Regions from separate parts of the Homo sapiens genome. Here region 2 is linked to region 1. A link is a contact called in ENCODE Hi-C or POLR2A ChIA-PET data. All regions are on one chromosome and are shown on one strand. The core of a region is the stretch at or near the end of the contact, and the rest is flanking DNA. Distances in the headings are between cores, read along the strand shown.

Region 1 (2,700 bases), core at 177-2,676:
GAGGGAATTAATATTTCTTGAGTGTCGGCTGGTAAGTTGGTTGCTTTACCTCCACTTTTTTAGAGACAGGGTCTCTCCGTGTCACCCAGATGGAGTGCAGTGGTGTGATCATAGCTTACTGCAACCTTGAACTCCTACCTACACTATTTTACTTAATCTTTATAGTCACCAGCATTTTTCAAATGGAGATACTGAGACATTTGGAAGTCACATAACCATCCAGGGGTCCCACAGCTACATAATGTCAGGTCAGTTTTCCTACCCAGCTCCTTCTCTGTTTTTTTTTTTTTTGTTTTTTTGTTTTTTTTTTTGCAACAGAGACTCGCTCTGCCATGCTGGAGTGCAGTGGCGCCATCTCAGCTCACTGCAACCTCTGCCTCCCCGGTTCAAGCGATTTTCCTGCCTCAACTTCCTGAGTAGCTGTGTCTACAGGCGCGTGCCACCACGCCCGGCTAATTTCTTGTATTTTTAGTAGAGACGGGGTTTCACTGTGTTAGCCAGGGTGGTCTCCATCTCCTGACCTCATGATCCGCCTGCCTCGGCCTCCCAAAGTGCTGGGATTACAGGTGTGAGCCACCACGCCCAGCCCTCTCCTTTTCTTACTAAACCAGTGCTGTAGGGGCTTGCTACTCCAAGTGTGGTCTGGGGACCTGCAGCATTCCTGTCATCCAGGAGCGTGTTAAAACTAGAGTATCCTGAGCCCCATCCCAGACCTACTTAATCAGAATCTGCATTTTAGCAAAATCCCTAATGAGTCCTGAGCATGTTACTGTGTGAGGAAGCTCTGCTTAGAGGAGGAAAGTCTGACAATTACAACTATGCATCCTGGCCAAGACTCAGGACTTGAATCCATGGACTGGACCCGAAACATTGGTCTATCTCAGTGAGGGAGGAAGGGTGCTACTAGAATCTGATGGGTAGAGACCAGGGATGCAGCTAAACGCTCTATAACACACAGGACACCCCCTTCCACCAACAAAGAATTATCCTGCACAAAATATCAATGGTGCCAATGTTGAAAAACCCTGGTCTAATTGTCTAGATGTAGAATTCACATCCTGTAGATATGTTTCGTAGCCTCAGATGTATGCAAATCTCTAGGAAGTAGATCTTAAAGGAGTTGATACAAATTGCAGTGTGCTATGCAAATGGGAATATTTTTATTGGGACTTGAAAAGAGAAAAAGAGCTTAAACTGAAGCATGAAAGATTTCCATTAGAGTTTTGAGAGTGTCAGACTCTCAAACAATAATATCAGGGATGCAGTGGAAAAGTTTCTAAGCATGTACTGAGTACCCACCATTGAGGGTGCTACAAGGCAACATTCCCTCCCATTCCCAATCCTGCCTGGCAACAGTGCCTTCTGTTTCTTCATTTTATTCCTAAGACTTGCCCTGGCCTTTGTCCTACCTTTCCGTTCTCAAGCAGGATATGCTGGGTCAGTTGTGCCACCTGGAGGCTGGGGGAGGAACGCAAATAATGAATAATTGGTAAAGGGAACCAAAGCGCTGTTTCTACCATCTTTTCCTCCCTGCCTGCGTGGATCCACACCTCACTGTTTCTTACTCAACTCCTTCAATGCCACGACACTGTAGCCACTTCCACTGGTGGACACATATCCTCTCTCCCTCCTTCCTTCCCATTCTCTTTAGATCCTGGCCCAGAACATCTGAAAAGATCTGTCCTCCCTCCCCTGTCTCTCTCCCTTTTTTTCTTCTCTTTCTTCCTTTTCTGAGCTGAACAGCAACCTGTATCAATACTGGGAAGTAAAATGAGTATGCTTATTGTATACTGATGGAAAGTTTTTTGGTTTTTTTTTTTTTTTTTTTTGAGATGGAGTCTTACTCTGTTGCCCTGCTGGAGTGCAGTGGTGCAATCTCGGCTCACTGCAACCTCCGCCCCCTGGGTTCAAGCGATTCTGCTGCCTCAGCCTCCCTAGTAGCAGGGATTACAGGCATGTGCCACCACGCCCACGTAATTTTTGTATTTTGGGTAGAGACAGGGTTTCACCATGTTTGCCAGGCTGGTCTCAAACTCCTGACCTCAAGTGATCCGTCTGCCTCGGCCTCCCAAAGTGCTGGGATTACAGGTGTGAGCCACCGCGCCCAGCCGATGGAAAATGTTTTGAAGTGAAATTATATCCAATAAAGAGCTCCTGTCATTCATCCAGTTGTGAGAGTCCCTTTGAGAGTTGCCAGAAATGTCTGCTGTCTTGTTTTTACTCTTAAATTAACTTGCTCTTTCTCGAAGTACAGAATTCTAAAACAGAGTTGGTGTTTTTGTTGTTGTTCTATTATGTCCTCCTGCTTTCTTTAGTTGTTGGTACTAGAATAGTCATTTTCTACTACTTTTTCATGGACATTATCCTTGAAATAGGTTATTCTAGACAAGTTTTGGAACCCAAACTGGATTTAAGACCAAGGCATTCCAAGAAAAATAAAATCTTTTTGCAATTTCTATGCATCATCTTTTTATAACTTTCATTCTCCTTTGCAAAGGAAATGTGGGGCTGTGGATGTGAAAGGAGGTGGGGGCAGTGACCGGCCAGCTGCAGAACATTCAAGCCTGGCCTTTGGACTCAGAGACTAGGGCAGAAGAAGCCAGAGTGCTAGGCTTCTGGCCAGAGTGGAATGTGTCTTCCCAGGAGTGGGAAGCCTGTGTTTTTCCACCTTACCATCTGATCTGCTCCAGAGGGCTCTGC
Region 2 (2,700 bases), core at 50-2,549, 240 kb before region 1:
ATGTTCTATTTATGCTAAGTATGGGCTTGTCCTGGGGAGAAAGTATCTTTAACTGAAGCTAGAGAGTTGACAAGGAACATGTACAAAGATCCCTGGACAGTGTTGAGAGCTCAGATAAGGTTGGAGACCACAGATTTGTAGTGTCGTTCTCCTACACTCCAGGGCACCTTATGTAGGTGTTTGATCTTGGGAAATGAGACTGTGCTTAGCTCTCATTTGGGATTTTTGCCAGATACCTGGATGTAGCCAAAGGACGAGGAGGCAAGATTGTTGAGGATATAGGAAGACAGTGCAGTGATTGGAATGGATTGTTCACATGATCTTAGGCGAAAAGACATAAAAATGAAGACAGGAGGGCTATGATGGACTGGGATAAGATAGAGGAAGCTGGAGATTAGAAGATTTGAAAAGACCCAAGAGCAGAGGTGTGAGGACAAGCCAGTGAGAGACAGGGAAAGAGGCGAGGCTGTGGTTGGAGTCTGGGCCGCTGCACCTAAACAGTTCCACATTTAGTGATGAGGCCAGATTTCAGCCCTGAGTGCAGATCGTTGAGGAGAGTGAAGATCAAGGTCATCAGAGTTGAGGTTTTCAGGAAACTGTGGGAATAGGGTTGAATGAGTCATGAACACAAACACTGAAGTCACCCCGGATGATGGTGGGATTTCATATAGCTCCTGTGAGCCAAGGAATGAAGTCATCAGTGGATGTACGGAAGTGACCAGAAGATCAGCTGGGGACAGAGTTAAGGAGAGAGGGAACAAGGGAACAGATGAGACTTTTTCCATGAGGGCAGAGGAGTCATGGTCTGGAAATGACATGAAGGAGAAAGAAAAGTGCCAAACCCACTTCCTGATCCTAATGCCATCTGGCTTAAGAGCCCATATTCATTGAGTCTGAAATGCAACGGACAACTACCAGTTTGTCTGGAGGCGGTACAAATACTCTTCTAATATTTTTTTAAAAACTATAGGATGTAGTCTATTTTCAACTTTATTCAACCAGATTTATTTACCCCTACCGAGTTTTCTAAATCAGTGAATCAGTATTTTAAGGAATAAATCTTAGGCACATAAAATGATAGGAATAAAATATGTATTATAAAGCTTCTTTAATCAATACAAGCTATTCTTATAAGTCTATTGGTTAATGTCTAGATTGCCGTGCCCACTTAAAATGGGAAAACATTCCAGTTGGCACTTTGTGGATGTTGAGTTGCTACTTGGACACAGTTACTGGCCTTTTGGTCTGATCAGAGGCCAATTTTGAGCTAGGAGTTTCCCATGCATATGCATGATGTCCTACTATCTGTGATACATGCTGGGCATCTGAGCCTGCCTGGTATGCTAATGATCAGACCAGGGAAATGCACATCACTGTGAGTCACAAGGGTAGCACGTCTAATCTAAAAAATTCAAACCCCTATAATTAGAGTTCAGATGTCTTCATAGCTCTATTCCTCAGATTTTTTTGATCTGAAAAACAAAAGCAAACAACAAACAATTGTGTAAAAATAGACAGTCTAGGCTTGTGTAAATTTGCAGTGGAAATCTGCCTCTCTGATGAGCCATACAGTGTCTATGGGTTGAAAAACGAAATTCAGAAAGCAAATAGTTGGTCACCTTAGAGCCCAGAGGGATGCTCAGAATTCCCTAACCTCACAGCGGTGACTACTGAAAGTTTCATTCTGTTTTATGACTTGACTTGCAGCGAGGAAGGTAGCACAGCTGTAAACCAGCTGTATTTTATTTACGCTTGGAAACAGGGCCCCTTTGTTCCAAATGTTCCTGGCCCCCTCCCTCAATTTCATGGATTTAGGTTGTTAGTGGAAAAGTAGTTGTTGAAATATCAGTTCACTCTTGGAACCTGCCACTCACCAGGACTTCTGGCAACCAGTGAGCCTTTTTGTGATATGCAGCAAGGTAAAGAAGTCGTTAAGTGGATCTCCCACATGTTCCTCTGTGACTTCATTCATAGAAATGCGCTGATAACTGAGTTACATTAAGCGCAGTCTTCCCAGCTGTCTGAGGACATAAGGGATGTAGCGCCTCCTAGTGGAGGGAATTTCTTAGCATGTGTTCAACCCCGCACATATTTTTGGAATGAGGCAAGGTATTTAAAAATAGTGTACGCTAATGAATGTATTTATTATATCTGGGTAGCAGCGAAACAGAAAAGGTATAAATAAGCCTTTCGAAAAATGTACTTGCTACACAATCTCTTTTTTTTTGACAAGTCAGCCCTTGAATACAAATAATCTTTTAATGGTGAAAAAAATGACTGAATCATAGCATCTTATAAACATAGGAGCTATGGGTATCAATAACATGGAAACTGAAGCTGTGGTTATTTTTGAGTGGAAGAAGAGGGATTAAAATTGGCGTGGGGCACATGGAGAGGCTTCTGGAAGTGGCTAGCAATTTCTATTTATTTTTAACTGGGTGGTGATTACAAAGGTGTTTGCCTTATAAAAATTCATTTAGCTAAACATTGGTTTTATGATGCTTCTGTATCTGTATTGATAAGAAGGTAAAAAACATAAAAACTTTTCATTAAACATACTACCTGCTAAATTTGCTTTTTAAGGAAAAACCTCAAAAATGCTAAGCCATGTATACTTTTTATTTTTAGAGATGGAGTCTCACTGTGTTGCCCAGGCTGAACTCAAACTCCTGGGATTAAGGGTTTCTCTTGAGTAGTTGG

The links. Hi-C counts contacts between places; a loop is a spot of excess contacts on that map. ChIA-PET counts read pairs that join two places held with the same protein, here RNA polymerase II (POLR2A). Pooled maps may share reads with other maps.
Region 2: a map of MCF 10A shows a loop between it and region 1 (15-fold over the local background). The contact joins two enhancer-like sites. A Hi-C loop is called at or near these places in 5 of 168 maps with a recorded cell type or tissue (GM12878, HepG2, MCF 10A and 2 more), 9 of 37 single-sample maps with no recorded cell type and 13 of 50 pooled maps. POLR2A ChIA-PET finds 5 or more read pairs at or near these places in 3 of 52 experiments (BJ, HEK293 and HepG2).

What each region holds. Positions count from the first base shown.
Region 1 is chr9:110,057,090-110,059,789 of GRCh38, forward strand. The region is part of intron 7 of PALM2AKAP2 (PALM2 and AKAP2 fusion); the gene reads left to right. Among named protein-coding and RNA genes, the nearest start is that of C9orf152, 150 kb to the right of the region's middle. Within about 2 kb of position 1,427, at least 6 of the 41 ENCODE cell types and tissues checked have a DNase peak (open chromatin) inside an H3K27ac peak, as active enhancers do.
Region 2 is chr9:109,816,017-109,818,716 of GRCh38, forward strand. The region is part of intron 1 of PALM2AKAP2 (PALM2 and AKAP2 fusion); the gene reads left to right. Among named protein-coding and RNA genes, the nearest start is that of PALM2AKAP2, 37 kb to the left of the region's middle. RefSeq lists an enhancer at 182-1,381. Within about 2 kb of position 1,300, at least 9 of the 41 ENCODE cell types and tissues checked have a DNase peak (open chromatin) inside an H3K27ac peak, as active enhancers do.